Regions from separate parts of the Homo sapiens genome. Here region 1 is linked to region 2. A link is a loop called in an ENCODE intact Hi-C map of the cell type or tissue named here. Cell type or tissue: OCI-LY7. All regions are shown on one strand. Links, peaks and the distances in the headings refer to the core of each region. The heading gives the core; the rest is flanking DNA. Region 1 overlaps CEP128 (centrosomal protein 128). Region 2 overlaps SEL1L (SEL1L adaptor subunit of SYVN1 ubiquitin ligase).

Region 1 (8,337 bases), core at 148-8,147, 540 kb after region 2:
CACCACCACCACTACCATCATTATTGTATTCTTTAAAAACGATTAATTTCTGTTTCACTTAAGCTAGCTCATGTGTGTTCTGTTTTTTTTTTTTTTTTTTTTTTGGTGGGGGGACTCATAGCTTGAATACAACAATAAGTACTTTATTTTTATTTATTTATTTATTTATTTATTTATTTATTTATTTATTTATTGAGACAGACTCTTACTCTGTCTTACTCCAGAAGGCTGGAGTGCAGTGGTGCAATCTCGGCTCACTGCAACCTCTGCCTTCTGGGTTCAAACAATTCTCCTGCCTCAGCCTCTCAAATAGCAGGGATTACAGGTGCTCAGCACCACACCCAGCTAATTATTGTAGTTTTAGTAGAGGCAGGGTTTCACCATGCTGGCCAGGCTGGTCTTGAACTCCTGACCTCAAGTGATCCACCCACCTTGGCCTCCAAAAGTGCTGGGATTATAGGCATGAGCCACTGTGCCCAGCCAAGCACTTTATTCTTATCAGCTTATTTTGCTTTTAGGGAAGAGTACCTTTACTCATTGGTATACCTGTTTTTCATTTGTTTGTTTGTTTTTGTTTTTTGCTTTCTCACCACTGCCATTTACATGTAACAAGTGTACTGATTAAAAAGTTGGGTTTCGGAAATAGTCTTCTTGCCTGGATTTGAATCCTGGCTCTGCCACTTAAGTTACTTTGCTCCTTTAAGCCTTAGTTCTGTTTTCTGTAAAATGGGGATGATAATAATAATGTTATGAGGATCAAATGAGAGAGCATACATAAAGCACTTAGTACAGAAATTAGTCCATAGGAAACTGTAAATCAATAGCTATTATTATTTCAATAAAGTTGAACATTATTATGCCTTTGTATAAATGTAAGCAAGTAATATACCAGTTATAGTCTCATAATTTTACAGAAAAAAAATTAAAACAAATATTCTTTTTTGTCTTGGTTTATATATGTTTCCAGTTATGGGGTCTCCTATTTATTTAGAAGGTTGCTTTAAGATTATGGTTTGAATCCAGGCTTTTCTAGCTACTTAACTACTGGGAGCGTTAGTAGTTCTTCATTTGCAAAAAAGGGACTACTTTGTTCATTTAAGAAGTAAATATTGAATGTGCCGGACACTCAGACACTATGCTGGGGCCTGGGAATAGATGAACAAGAGCTAGTATATGCCCTCAGGGAGGTTAGAAATCCTGCCTTGTAAGATTGGCCTGAGGTTAAGCCAAGCTTTGCAGAGATACTTTACTGTATGCAAAGTATCTGTCATACCTAGGTGCTCAGTAAATGGTGGTTCTCGCGTTTGTACCTCTGATGTTCTGATTTCCAGCTATGTGCTCCAATCGTTAAATCCAGTATGTTTCTACTTTATCGATGTTTTAAAAAACATTTCCTGTTGACCTTTAATTTTAAGGTCTGCTCAATAAACTTTTGCCAAAGGATGGTCTTTGAGTTCTTAGACAAGAAATCATTATCTTCTTCCTGACCCTTAAAATTGGCTGTGCCATAGTTTGCTGAACCATCTGGTACTGTAAAGCAGTTTTAGGATGAAGGCCATTATTTGTGTAACTTATTAAGACAGGAGGCTTGAAAGCTGGGAATTAACTGCAGAGGGTGGGGGAAGTGTGTCACAGTGTTTGCAGGAAAGATGTGTAGCACATCCTCAGCTGGTGGTTGCATAGGACTCTCCACAGTAAGTGACTTGCTTGCATGGATCCTAATGGTAGGTCGGGCTTGTCTGAAGTCTGCCATCTTATTTCTTGTATATCGGACCTCCCTGGCATCAGAGTCTCAAATATTTTGCAATCTAAGGCTTATTTCCCACACATAAATATTCCTTTCTAGCTACTAATCTCTTTCTTCACATATGCAGACTTCCTAAAAGAATGATTTATACACAGTGCTTCTGCTTTTTCACCTCCTATTTACTCCACAACCTGGCATCGTCCTCACCTAAGCATTTTACTGAGACTGCTTTTGATACAGTCACTAGCACTTCCAAAGGATACTTTCTATTCCTTTTCCTACTTGACGTATTTGTTGGATTTGTCCCTCAGAGTTCACTCAGCATTTGCCCCTAAACAGATGAGACAGATGTCCCATAGTAATTTTAACAGGGAAAGCTTAACATACAGCAGAGGTTGATAAGCCATATCCCATGGGCTAAATTTAGCTTACCACAGGTCAAATCAAGCTACCCCATTCATTTATAATTGTCTGTGCTTTTGTGCTACAGCTGGCAGAGGCTCACAGTTGGGCAGAGAAAAAAAATTTGCTGACTCCTGATATAATTAACTATAAGGGGATTATCTGTAAAAGGACAGAGATGACTCTAAAGAATCCCCTGGGCTGACAGACAGTGCCCAAAGGAGATATAAACTTAGAGGGGGCTCTCTGCAAGGCTGGGATTCCTACCTTGTTGGAGGTGTGGCTATAGCTCCCTGAATGGTGGAGAGACTTACTGAGTTACTGGGGCCATAGCTGATCCACAGTTGCTGGGGAAGGAGAGGACACTGTTCCTAATTAAAGGCGGAGTGACGCTGGAAGGCAGGGAACCACACCACGAATGATGGGCAGGAAACACCTCTCCAGGATGCTGGTAGGGTGAAGCTGGGGGATTGACTGTGAGGTTGTCTGTCAGATTCAGTAAGAATCTGAGTAGGGGGTGGGGCTACTGAAACTTGATGGGAAGCTGCCCAATGTGGGTACTGCTGAAACTTGATGGAGTTGAGTACCACTGGATATCCTCACACAGGATGCTGAAATGAAAATGCAACAAATGGAAAACATGGAACCAGAAAGAGAAGCGCCTTCCTTCTGCAGTGTCCTTTTAAAAAATCATTATTATTATTATTATTATTTGGTTTCAATAGCTTTAGGGCAGGGGTCCCCAACCTTTTTGGCACCAGAGGCACTTTTCATGGAGGACAATTTTTTCACAGACTGGGAGGCAGAGAGAAGGATGGTTTTGGGATGATTCAAGTGCATTGCATTTATTGTGTACTTTATTTCTGTTATTATTACACTGTAATATATAAAGAAATAATTATGCAACTCACCATAGAGTCAGTGGGAGCCCTGAGCTTTTTTTTCCTGCAACTAGACAGTCCCGTCTTGGGGTCATGGGAGACAGTGACACCCAAAGTGTGTTGCTTACGTCCATTCTACTCTGTAGTCTCATTTTTGTTGCTGTCACTGCAGAAAAACCTGCTTCACAAAGATAAGATGTTGGAAATGGAAGCAGGCTTTTTGGTGCACAAGGCAATCTCAGGATATTTTGCCTTGACTTAAATCCAGAACATATAGAGGTTTGAAGTTGTCTCAGACATACTTTTAAGGCCAGAGTCATTTGCAATCTCAGGAAGTTGATCCTCTTCTAGCATGGACAAAGTTGATTCACCTGGTTTATTTACAAGTGGGTTGCGGAACCATTTCTTCCCAATTTGGGGATCTTTTATGGTTGAGAAGTATGTTGGTCCATTCTCATGCTGCTATGAAGAAATACCCGAGACTGGGTAATTTATAAAGGAAAGAGGTTTAATTGACCCATAGTTCCGCATGGCTGCGGAGGCCTCAGGAAACCTACAATCGTGGTGGAAGGGATGCAAACACATCCTTCTTCACATGGCATCAGGAGAGAGAAGTGCCAGGTGAAGGAGGAAAAGCCCCTTATAAAACCATCAGATCTTGTGAGAACTCACTACTATCATGAGAACAGCATGGGGGTAACTGCCCCTATGAGTCAATTACCTCCCACCAGTCTCTCCCACGACACATGGGGATTACGAGAACTACAATTCAAGATGAGATTTGGGTGGAGACACAGCCAGACTATATTAGGAAGTAATACTCAAACTCCTTTGAAAGCTGAGATAGATGATCATACACCAGCTGGGAGAAAGAAGGCCCTGGCTCAGTCTCTTTCAAAATCTCTGCTAATATTTGAAACATGTCAAAAATCCCAATGTTCACTGGTTGCCCCCATAATTCTAGTTTTCTCTGAATGCATCCACTTTATCTGCTGACTTGAACACAGTTGTCGTTTTCCCGTGAAGTGACAGGTTGAGTTTGTGGAGCAGGTTGAATTTGAATATGTCAGTCACACAAGTAAACAAGTTTTACAACCCATTCTGTGTCACTGAAATGTGCTGCCAGTAGTGACTGTATTTCTAAAAGAACTCTCTGGAGCAGCTGTTGTAACTCAAAATCTCTGGCCAGTGATCTACCTTTAGAAAGCCATCTCACTTCTGTGTATAAGAGATGATGTGTGTGCTCTGCATCTCCTCACAGAGCTGCAAGAACAGACATGAGTTAAGGGCATGTACTTTAATGTGGCTGATAATTTTAATCACATCCTGCAAAACGTTGTTAGGTTCAGGTGACATTGTTCAGCTACCCAGCATTTCTCCATGGATGACACAGTGCATAGACTCATATTCAGAAGCACCCTCTTTGACTTGAGTAGTGAAACCAGCAAGCCGTTCAGTCATGGCAGCTGCTTCGTCTGTGCACATACCAACACAAAATGACCAATGTGGTTTTCCTGTTAGGTAATCATTCAAAGACTTTAATAGTTCTGCAGCTGTGGTGTTGGTTGGCAACAAAAGTACGCATATCGTATCCTCATGCACATCCTCCTGAAAAATATATCACATAAAAACAAGCATTCTTGCCTTATCGTCAACATTGACAGGCTCATCAACCTGGATTGCATACCACGATGACTCATTAATCCTCTTTAACAGTTGTACCTCACTATCCTCTGTTATTTCATCATTCATCTAGTTATAGTGCTAGCCAAAAGAGGAACACGTGCCACCTTTTGAACTGCAACCTCTCCTAAAAGTTCATGACAAATGTCCTTAGCAGCAAGCAGGTCAACTCTTCACCAATAGTAAAGGACTTCTTAGCTTTAGCAATGTGGTTAGCCACTGAGAATGATGCTCGCAGTACAGATGCATTTGATGAAGTGGTGGCCTTCAATAATTGCTTCTGTTCTTTGTGTTCATGTTTTTTTCTTTTGAAAAACTCCAGAGGCTTGTCTTTTAATGCAGTGTGCATGGTCTCCATGTGGTGAAGCAGTTTTGAAGGTTTCGTGGCTTTATTGCATAGCTGGTCATCACATACACAAAGCAGGCTTGGAGAAGGCGAATCACCTGTTGCAATGAACTCTTAATTTAAGGAGGACTCTTGGTAATTTTTTTAAATGGAGTTTTCTTCTTGTTGGCACTTTTAGCATCTTCTGCTGTCCCATCATTGGATCTTTCCCCCTTTTCAAAGAAGCTCTCCAGTGACATTTGTTTTTTACTCATTTTGGCTAGGGGTAGCTTGCGGGCTTACCAAAACAGTGACTGAGACAAGTGCATAGTGCAGGAAAGAGGTATGGACAGAAGTGGTAAATAAAATAATGGGCGGGCCATGTGCGGACTGAAGTATCAGATCCTGACTTAAAGCCTGCCGCCAGATGCAGCTTGTCACTTGCCACTCACTGATAGGGTTTTGATATGAGTCTGCAAGCAGTAGATTTACTACGGTCTCTGGGCAGTCAAACCTCTCTGCTAATGTTAATTTGTATTTGTAGCTGCTCCCAGCACTAGAATCACCACCTCAGCTCCACCTCAGGTCATCAGACATTAGATTCTCATAAGGAACACACAACCTAGATCCCTTGCATGTACAGTTCACAGTAGAGCTTGTGCTCCTAGGACAATCTAATGCCACCGCTGATCTGACAGAAAGTGGAGCTCAGGTGGTAATGCAAGTGAAGGGGGCAGCTGTAAATACAGATGAAACTTTGCTCACCCACCCGCTGTTCACCTGCTGCTCTGCATCCCGGTTCCTAACAGGCCACGGACTGGTAGTGGTCCTTGGCTCATGGCTGGAGACCCCTGCTTTAGGATGTAAGTGGTTTTTGGTTACATGGATGAATCGTATAGTGGTGAAGTCTGGGATTTTAGGCACCTGTCACCTGAGTAGTGTACATTGTACCCAATAGGTAGTTTTTCATCCCTCAACCCCCTCTCACACTGCCCCCTTCCAAGTCTCCAGTGTCCACTCTACCACTCTGTATGTCTTTGTGTACTCATAGCTTAGCTCCCACTTGTAAGTGAGAACATGAAATAGTTGGCTTTTGATTTCTGAGTTACTTAGAATAATAGCCTCCAGTTCTAACCAAGTTGCTGCAAAATACATTATTTTGTTCTTCTTTATGGCTGAGTAGTATTCCATGGTATACATATATACCACATTTTCCTTATGCACTCATCAGTTGATGGGCACTTAGGTTGATTCCATATCGTTGCAATTGTGAATTGTGCTGTGACAAACATAGATGTGCAGATGTCTTTTTGACATAGTGACTTATTTTCCTTTGGGTAGATACCCTGTAGTGGGATTCCTGATTCAAATGATAGATCTACTTTTAGTTCTTTGAGAAATCTCCATACTATTTTCCATAGAGGTTGTACTGATTTACATTTCCATCAGTAGTGTATAAGCATTCTCATTTCATTACATCCACACCAATATCTATTGTTGTTTGACATTTTAATAATGGCCATTCTGCTGGGATAAGATGGTATCTTATTGTGGCTTTCATTTGGATTTCTCTGATTAGTGATGTTGATCATTTTTTTTCATGTTTGTTGGCCATTTGTATATCTTCTTTTGAGAACTGTCTGTTTATGTCATTTGCCCACTTTTTAATAGGATTACTTTTTTTTTTCTGATATGTTTGAGTTCCTTGTAGATTCTGGATATTAGCCCTTTGTTGGATATATAATTTGCAAGTATTTTCTCCCATCCTGTAGGTTGTTTGCTCTGATGATTATTTCTTTTGCTGTGCAGAAACTTTTTAGTTTAATTAGGTCCCATTTATTTTTGTTTTTGTTGCATTTGCATTTGTGGTCTTAGTCATAAATTTGTTGCCTAGGCCAATGTCCAGAAGAGTTTTTCCTAGGTTTTCTTCTTAAATTTTTTATAGGTTTAGGTCTTAGATTTAAATCTTTAATCCATCTCGAGTTAATTATGTATATGGAGAGTGACAGGGATCTACCTTCTTTCTCAGGAACGCCTGTGATTCTTAGGTTTGGCCATTTTACATAATTCCATATTTCTTGGAGATTTTCTTCATATCTATTCATTCTTCTTTCTTTATTTTTGTCTGATTGGGTTACTTAGAAAGCCTTGTTTTCGAGCTCTGAAATTCTTTTTTCTTCTTGGTCTAGTCTACTGTTAAGATTTTTCGCTGCATTTTGTAGTTCCCTAAATGTGTCTTTCACTTCCAAAAGTTCTGGTTTGTTTTTCTTTACAATGTCTGTCTCTTTAGAACATTTTTCATTCATGTCCTGAATTGTTTCATTAATTTCTTTATGTTGGTTTTCACCTTTCCTTTTTATCTCCTTGAATAATTTAATAATCAACCTTTTGAATTTTTTATCTGGTATTTCAAAAATTTCATCTTGGTTTGGATCCATTGCTGGAGAGTTAGTGTGATCTTTTGGGAGTGTTATAGAACTCTGTTCTTTCATATTGCCAGAATTATTTTTCTAGTTTCCTTCTTATTTGGGTAGACTGTTTCTTCTAATTATTTTTGAATTTGTTTTTGATTGGACAGGGATTTTTAAAAACTTTCTTCTCCCCGCTGCCCCACCTTGAGGATGTAACTTTAATGTTTATAGTTGATTGTCACCTAGTTTTGGCTTTGGGTACTTTCAATGGCAAAGACTCTGTGTGAGTTTCCTGGTTATAGAAAATCTTTGTGTGATGGCTTTCTCTGATGCTGGTTGTAGTAGCGATGTGCTGGGTGTGTGAGCAGGTTTACTCTCTCCTGTGGGGCTGGAATGGTAGAAATCTTATGAAGCTTATCTCATTCCTCAGAGGTATGCACTTAAAATTTTATTTTCCTGTTGTTTTATTTACTGGGTTGAACAGTTCAGGCTTCAGGCCAGTAGGAGGTGCCCATGGTGAAAAACAGCTACAACTAAAGCAGTTGGGTAAATGCAGTATCCCAGTGGTGGGCAGAGGTCACAGCCTCAACAGAGATGGCTGGGAAAGCTCTCAGTGAAATGCACTGAGGTCTTTTTGGTGGGCAAGGGAGGGAGCCACCACAGCCTCCCTTCTGGGCCACTGGGAAAGCAATCCACCTCCCAGTCACACTCTGCACGAAGTGCTCTGGCTATTCAGATCAGACAGGCACCTCTTTTCATGCATGTAGAGGCGGACTGTGACTCTAGCTGTCTTGCAAGCCTGAACCTGGAGGACATTCCTCTTGTGGGGGTGCAGTCACCCTGAAGTGTTATGGAAAGGCTGTCTACAGATGCACCCATGCCATGCTC
Region 2 (8,337 bases), core at 155-8,154:
ACATTTCTTAAAACAGTGTGTGCCACCTAAGGCTGGATGGGAAAGTGCAGTCTTGTTGTTCATATAAAAACACACTTCTTATTAGTTTACCACTTGCCTTTTTCTATTGTTAATGTTCTGAATTTCCTTTTCTTGGCTTGTTTCTACTTCATTTTACCCTGGGTCACTTGCTGCCAGCAGTTTGTGAATGGTGTCTTTCAAATAACTTAGTTCTTATGGCTTCACTTAAAGACTGTCTCAAAAATACTTTGCTCTCTTCTTCTTTTTTGTTCATGGGACATGGTACCTAAGCAAATAGGAGTTGGGTTTGGTTTTTCTCCTAAAATAATGCTCAATACTTACCTAATCAAATGGCATCCATTTGAATAAAATGACAATAACTAAAGCTAGTTAATGTCAGTGACATTAAACTAACTCCAGGATTCAGGAGTTTTAATGTTAGAATTTAGATTTAACAGATAGAGTGTGGCTTCATTTGTCCATGGTAGCCCATCTCTCCTAAGACCTTTTCTAGTCTGTCTTCCTGCCTTCGAACTTGATGACAGTAAAACCCTGTTTAGTATTCTCTTGTGCATTTGGTTTGTTGGTTAGCCGACTGTCTTGAAACTATTCATTTTGCTTCTAGTTTTATTTTACAGAGGTAGCATTGGTGGGTTTTTTTTTTTTTTTCTGTCTCTGTGTTTGAAGTTTCAGTTTCTGTTTTCTAGGTAAGGCTTATTTTTGATTAGCAGTCAATGGCAAAGAAAAAGTAAATCAAAGATGACTTCTTTTCAAAATGTATTGTTTAGCACTTAACTCAGATGAATTTATAAATTATTAATCTTGATACTAAGGATTTGTTACTTTTTTGCATATTAGGTTAATTTTTACCTTACATGTGAGAGTCTTACCACTAAGCCATTCTGTCTCTGTACTGTTGGGAAGTTTTGGAAACCCCTGCCAGTGATCTGGTGATGATCTGATGATTTATTTAAAGAGCCGTTGATGCCTCCAGGAAACTTAAGTATTTTATTAATATATATATAGGAATTTTTTTTTATTTTGCTTTGTCTTTCTCTCCCTTCTTTTATCCTCATGTTCATTCTTCAAACCAGTGTTTTGGAAGTATGCATGCAGGCCTATAAATGAAAAACACAATTCTTTATGTGTATAGCATGTGTATTAATGTCTAACTACATACGCAAAAACTTCCTTTACAGAGGTTCGGACTAACATTTCACATGCACATTTCAAAACAAGATGTGTCATGAAAACAGCCCCTTTACCTGCCAAGACAAGCAGGGCTATATTTCAGTGACAGCTGATATTTGTTTTGAAAGTGAATCTCATAATATATATATGTATTACACATTATTATGACTAGAAGTATGTAAGAAATGATCAGAACAAAAGAAAATTTCTATTTTCATGCAAATATTTTTCATCAGTCATCACTCTCAAATATAAATTAAAATATAACACTCCTGAATGCCTGAGGCACGATCTGGATTTTAAATGTGTGGTATTCATTGAAAAGAAGCTCTCCACCCACTTGGTATTTCAAGAAAATTTAAAACGATCCCAAGGAAAGATGATTTGTATGTTAAAGTGACTGCACAAGTAAAAGTCCAATGTTGTGTGCATGAAAAGGATTCCTTGGTTATGTGCAGGGAATCATCTCACATGCTGTTTTTCCTATTTGGTTTGAGAAACAGGCTGACACTATTCTCTTTGATTAGAAAATAAACTCATAAAACTCATAATGTTGATATAATCAAGATGTAACCACTATAAATATGTAGAAGAGGAAGTTTTAAAAGACCTTAAGCTGGCATTGTGAAGGAACACCATGGTAGACTCTTTTTGTAAATGTATTTTGTATTTAATGAAATGCAGTATAAAGGTTGGTGAAGTGTAATATAATTGTGTAAACAAATCCTGTTAATAGAGAGATGTACAGAATCGTTTTGTACTGTATCTTGAAACTTGTGAAATAAAGATTCCACCTCTGGTTATCCTGTATGCTGTAATATACCACAACCAAGCACCTTTCCAGACAGACTTTTTTTAAGCTGAATGATTCAATTTTTTAATGTTTTTTGGAAATTCAGAAGCTTCTGAAAACATTCACTTGTGGCAATTTGAATTTATCTTTCATTTTAAACTCCTGAAATTCAGATTTTTACAAGTCCAATATTGCCCTAGGGAGAACATGAATTTGCTAAGAAATGTTATCTTTTAAATCTCTGATATCTTTGTCTTGAAGCAGCCTTGATATGTAGTAAGCGTGATTCACTTTAGCCTGATTATAATATTATTTATCTAAAGTTTGTTTATGCATTGCCTTGTCCCAGGAATTTTTTAAGAGGACTTGCAGAGACACGTACCACACAGTAACATTTAGACTAAATATGCTCTGAGTAAAGGAGAAATGAAAAAATATTAAATCAAGAGTGAACATGTACACAAAGTGCAATTGGAAGTGGGCTACAAATTTGGCCCCCAGCTTCCCAGCAGGCAACTCAAAGAGGTAACTGAGGTAAAATGTTCCAGCTCAGAAGCATTGGATCTTGGATAAAAAGCCTACATGATGCAAACTGTGGCAACTGAGATGTCAGATCTCAAGATCTCAAATTGTACTTGTGGGAGCACAGTCAGTGACCCCAGATGACCTTGACTGACCTAAAAGTTGTGGGGGAAGTCGGATGTCAGAGCCTTAACACCAGCAGGTGACCATCCAACCTGGGGCAATGCCTGCCTGTTCACCACTTAGCCTCTTTCTGGCAAGTCATTAGAATGTCCTCCATCTTCATTGGCTGCAACTTGATGAGCTACAGCCTCTTTCCTAACTTCCTTTATGATGCTAGTTTAGGTTGGTTATACCAGCTTGGAAGTATGCTTAGATTAAGTTACAGCAGATACACAAATTAGATGCAAGTAAAAAAAATCAGAATTTCTGTAGTAGAAACTACGAAAAATAAAAAGGAAAGTTTTTACTTTTTGGGTATTTTTTTACGAATAAGAAAAAGTGAGCGTTAATCAGTTCAAAAGGAGGTACTGCTGTGTAATGGGCTTTGTACGTTCCTTCTCATGTCACTTACGTCACTACTTCGCCATCAAATTGAACAAGCTTTTAATTAGATCCTGAAAATTCACTATGCTAGTAGTTTATTGGTAGTATTATATTTTGAGTAGAACTCTGATTTTCCCTAGAGGCCAAATTCTTTTTATCTGGGTTAATTTCTTTTAAACATAACAATGTTAATGCTGAATTGTATATTAAATCCCATTTCTAAAAACCACACAATTTTTTCTCATGTAAGTTGAGTGGAATGTGGTTAGTTAACTGAATTTGGAATGTTCATATAAATAATTTGTTGCTGCTCAATCCGGTTTCCCACTGCCTCCTCTCTACCGCCCAGTATAACCTCGTTAATTCACCTCTCGGACTTGGAAAGAATGTCTCATAAGTCTTGGGAGATAAGAGATTCAGGTATCCCAAGTAAGGATTCTAACTTCGAAAATGAATATGTCATTGAGTTTTACACGATTCAAGATTCAAACGTGGGCAACAGAAATCTCTGTTCTTGGAAACAGATTTATTTCAGGATGTGAAAGCCCAGCTGTGGGTTTCAGAGTTTGCACACCTGCATTTCCTCACCCTTCATCTGTGGCCATGCTCGTAGATGCTTTTCTTAGGAAAATTTGATTAATTGAACTTTTTTTGTTCTAAATGCAATCTGAAATGAGTAGAGACTAACGCTGGCTGTGCGTGCGTGTGTGAGTGCATGGTAGTGAGGGGTTGGGGAGCCTTCCAGCTGATTTTGTTTCCCTTAAGTACTAATGAAGAATTTACTTGAATTGTTCTAACCTGTACATGTATTTTCTTTGACCTATCATTTGGACAATGTTCTGTGGTTAACATCTTAAATTTTTTTTTTTTTTTTTTGAGACAGGGTCTCACTCTGTTGTCCAGGCTGAGTGCAGTGGCTTAGTTAGAGCCCACTGCAGCCTCAAAACTCCTGGGCTCAAGAAATTCTCCCACCCCAGCCTCCTGCATAGCTGGGAGTACTAGTGTGTGCCACCACGGACAGCTATTTTTTTATTTTTTGTAGAAACAGGGTCTCCCTATGTTTCCCAGGCTGGTCTCAAACTCCTGGTCTCAAGCGATCCTCCCACCTCAACCTCCCAAAGTGCTGGGATTACAGGTGTGAGCCACTGTACCCAGCCCATCTTACTTCTTTCAGTGCATGGAAATTTACTTCCAGGACCGCGAGAGCTGAGAAGAGCACGGTATTTTCCCTTTAGCCTTCTTTGGACCGTAGCTGAAGTATGTGCTGTAGGTGAAAGCACCCACACTGGGCCTGTAAAGAACTGCCTTTATTTCAAAAGGAGGAAAAAGTAATTGAAGCCTTAAGTTTGTGTAATTGGTATCTGTATTTCATCACTCATTTGAGACTTAAAAGTAATTAAAGCCTCATAACTAGACTGATGTTTTGTGTTCTCACATTAGCTAAACCAAAGAATCTATTGAGTCTCAACACAGTACATTAAGTTAAGAGAGCACATTTGTGCCTTCGAGCAGTTAAATAGAGGAGAAACCCATGAACAGAGATGAAACCCCAATTTACAGAGAAATGAAACTCCATGTCATCTGACCTATTGCCACTACTTAAAGGGGCTTTGTAATTGTGAGTCACCATTTCAGGGCAGGCCATTATGACAAATCAGACAGATGCATAAGGGAAAGGTCCATGGCTGGGTGCAGTGGCTCACGCCTGTAATCCCAGCAGTTTGGGAGGCCGAGGCGGGCGGATCACGAGGTCAGGAGTTCGAGACTAGCCTCGCCAACATGGTGAAACCCCTTCTCTACTAAAAATACAAAAATTAGCTGGGCATGGTGGTGCGCGCCTGTAATCTGAGCTACTTCGGAGGCTGAGGCAGGAGAATGGCTTGAACCCAGGAGGTGGAGGTTGCAGTGAGCTGAGATCGTGCCACTGCACTCCAGCCTGGGTAACACAGCAAGACTCCGTCTCAAAAAAAAAAAAAAAAGATCCAGACACAACCAACCGTTTGATCCTCGCATGAGTTCTTCTGAGTTGCCCAATCCCCTCCCAAACAGATTAGTGATAGTCAGTCCTAGCCCCACTGAATGGCCCTATGCGAAGGAAAACGGGAAGGACGCCATAGCGAGAAAGTTCTGGACTGCAGTCGAGTCTTCACAGTGGTTGGGTGACCCCAGACAAGTCATTCGCTGTACAGGGTTCTCATAGGCATCAAGAGACTGGGTACTGGGGATGGTCCTTAAGGTCCTGTCCAGCTGTGGGAGGTCTTAAGTGCCAAAAGAAACCAAATTGACTTTTTATTCCACTGACACCAGACCCTTTACAAGGCTTCCTGGTGGAAATGACAACATTCCACTGTCCTAAAATGGTTGACTCCAAACAATTTATAAGTAAAGTTTATGTTAAAGAGGTCAATATTAAAGTTTATACATAAGGGGTCGGGCGCAGTGGCTCATGCCTGTAATCCCAACACATTGGGAGGCCGAGGCAGGCAGATCGCTTGAGGTCAGGAGTTTGAGACCAGCCTAGGCAACATGGTGAAACCCCGTCTCTACAAAAAAAAAAAAAAAAAAAAAAAAAAAAATTAGCTGGGCATGGTGGCGTACGCCTGTGGTCTCAGCTACCTGGAAGGTTGGGAGGCTGGGGTGGGAAGATCACTTGGGCCTGGGAGGTGGAAATTGCAGTGAGCCAAGATCATACTACTGCATTCCAAACTGGGTGACAGAGTGAGACCCTGTCTCAAAATTTAAAATAAAGTTTATAACATAAGGTTTCATGTGGGCATTCATTCAACAGCCTTTATTAATCACCTACTATCTTCCAGACCCTGAAGTGTAAAATGAATTTAAAGATGAGTATGAATGAAAGACTGAAATGAAAGAGGCTGTTTTCCTCTGCGGGTCATCTTCACCATTGACTGAACACAATATGTGACAGATGCTAAGTGTTTTACATCCATTATTGAATTTAATCTTCAGTACTCCAGGATGTCAGTACTAGTCATGTCATTCTCATTTAACAGATGAGGCAACAGGCTTGGACAAGCTAAGCAACTTGCTCAAGGTCACTCAGCTAGTGTTAGTCATAAAACTCGAATTCAAATAAAGAACTGGGCAGGGCATGGCGACTCACACCTGTAATCCCAGCACTTTGGGAGGCCAAGGCAGGTGGATCACCTGAGGTCAGGAGTTTGAGACCAGCCTGGCCAACATGGTGAAACCCCGTCTCTATTAATAATACAAAAATTAGTTGGGTGTGGTGGTGCATGCCTGTAATCCCAGATACTCGGGAGGCTGAGGCAGGAGAATTGCTTGAACCTGGAAGACGGAGGTTTCAGTGAGCCGAGATTATGCCACTGCACCCCAGCCTGGGGGACAGAGTGAGACTCTGTCTCAAAATTTAAAAAAAATTGTCTTGGCTAAAAGCACCCAAGTTGTAAACTGTTATGTTATGCTGTCCCCTTAATACAGCTTGGTAAGGTTTACAGTGGAGTTATAAACGCAGTGCCCATGAAGGAACAGGAAAGAGTAACAACAAAATGAGCAACGTTTCTCCCAAGTGTGCGTCATCCTAGTCCATGCTCACAAGTGCTGTTCTATGCTTAGCATGTGCTGCTAAAGCAGTGTTTGCAGACATCTGCTGCTTTACAGTTGTAAAGACATAAAAAAACAGCTAGAGCACATCGGGATTGGCTTGTCTCTGCTCCACCATGTCTAGTGTGAGGTGAGATGGCTTGACTGGTTTGAGGAGCCATGTGGCTGGGACCGCAGCCTTTTTTCGTTTGACATACACCTGGAGCTGAACATCCAACATGGCTCCTTCACACACATGCCTGGTGCCCAGGCTGGGCTGGCCAGCATCACCCTCTCCACGTGTGGGGATCTCGGGGCAGACAAAACTGCCTCAGAGTGAGCACTCCAAGAGCCAAGATGGTGCTCAGGGGCTTCTTAGGACTAGACTTAGAAATCTCAACCATTGGCCAGGTGTGGTGGGTCATGCCTGTAATCCCAGCACTTTGGGAGGCCGAGGCAGGCAGATCATGAGGTCAGGAGATCGAGACCATCCAGGCTAACATGGTGAAACCCCACCTCAACTAAAAATACAAAAAATTAGCCAGGCGTGGTGGTGGACACCTGTAGTCCCAGCTACTCGGGAGGATGAGGCAGGAGAATGGCATGAACCCAGGAGGCAGAGCTTGCAGTGAGCCCAGCTTGCACCACTGCACTCCAGCCTGGGCAACAGAGCAAGACTCTATCTCAAAAAACAACAACAACAACAACAACAACAACAACAACAAAAACACTCAACCATCATTCCACTGCATCCTATTGGTCCACAGGTCACTTGGGCCAGCCCAGATTCAAGGGTTGCTGGTTGGAGAAACAGGATCCACCTCCCAGTGGAGGAGTGACTTGGGCATCCAAGGAGGGAAGGAGTGGATGGTGGCCCTCTTCAGATGAGGCTGCCACAATCACAAATTCATTCTTCTCCATGGTATCAGCAAACTTTATAGTTAGTAAATAGTTACGGAAAACATCAGCGTTTGACTTGCTTCTAGATCACATCTCTGTGTATAACTTATGCTATCAATTGCTATCAAGTGTAATACAGGGTGACACAGTGAATCGGGTATCAGCACTACCTTCAAGGACTCCCTAAACAGTGGCCTTCAGGCGCTTGGCAAGACTAACGCTACTTCCCTGGTTGGAATTTGTAAGAGCTTCTCATTTAACTGCTACCAACTCAGTTTGTCTACAAATTTAGAATGAGACCTCCCACATCCATTTACCTGAAATAGCTGAGCTAATGGAGATTAATGGAACTAACGGGGGAGTGTGTGCGTGAGCAGTATTCATCATACCTATTTCAATTCTCCTCACTGCTGGGGCCTCAACACTATGCTGTGCCTTTTTTCCCTCCCTCTGCCCTCTGCCCAAGCTCACTCTCCTCCAAGTCTCTGCTCAGACTTGCCTGACTGCCCCCCCATTAAATCAAGACCATCTGTTATACATCCCCCGTGTTTTCCCTTTATAGCACTTATTGATTATGGTATTTAATTAATCTTCATATCCCTATTGTTAAATCTCAAAAGGACAGGCACCAGTCCATCTCACCCACCAGTGTGGTGTGTGCCCAGAGCTTGGCACAATGTCCAACACTTAGGACTGATTAATAGTTGAATTACAAATTAGCCAGACATGATGGTGCATACCTGTAATCCCAGCCACTAGGGAGACTGAGGCATGAGAATCGCTTGAAGCCGGGATGCGGAGGTTGCAGTGAGCCAAGATGA

Evidence for each region. Peaks named below come from ENCODE experiments on the same cell type or tissue, not always from the same donor. Only the 100,000 strongest peaks of a DNase experiment are listed, where the experiment ranks them.
Region 1: it touches region 2 in a loop (12-fold over the local background); 3 of 110 quality-filtered maps call a loop at or near these places.

What each region holds. Positions count from the first base shown.
Region 1 is chr14:80,927,414-80,935,750 of GRCh38, reverse strand. The region is part of intron 2 of CEP128 (centrosomal protein 128); the gene reads left to right. Among named protein-coding and RNA genes, the nearest start is that of CEP128, 10 kb to the left of the region's middle. RefSeq lists enhancers at 3,764-3,813, 4,624-4,693, 4,714-4,843. In OCI-LY7, for the core only: CTCF peaks have their summits at 7,740 and 7,939 (motif pointing right); DNase peaks (open chromatin) are centred at 4,520, 5,440 and 5,720; H3K4me3 peaks cover 3,158 bases; H3K27ac peaks cover 5,979 bases.
Region 2 is chr14:81,466,577-81,474,913 of GRCh38, reverse strand. SEL1L (SEL1L adaptor subunit of SYVN1 ubiquitin ligase) reads left to right here. Exons shown (of 21, transcript NM_005065.6): 21 at 1-3,367. Among named protein-coding and RNA genes, the nearest start is that of LINC02308, 21 kb to the right of the region's middle. RefSeq lists an enhancer at 4,329-4,388. In OCI-LY7, for the core only: no CTCF peak of the experiment used is centred there; DNase peaks (open chromatin) are centred at 593, 3,643, 4,293, 4,643 and 1 weaker place; H3K4me3 peaks cover 3,140 bases; H3K27ac peaks cover 6,462 bases.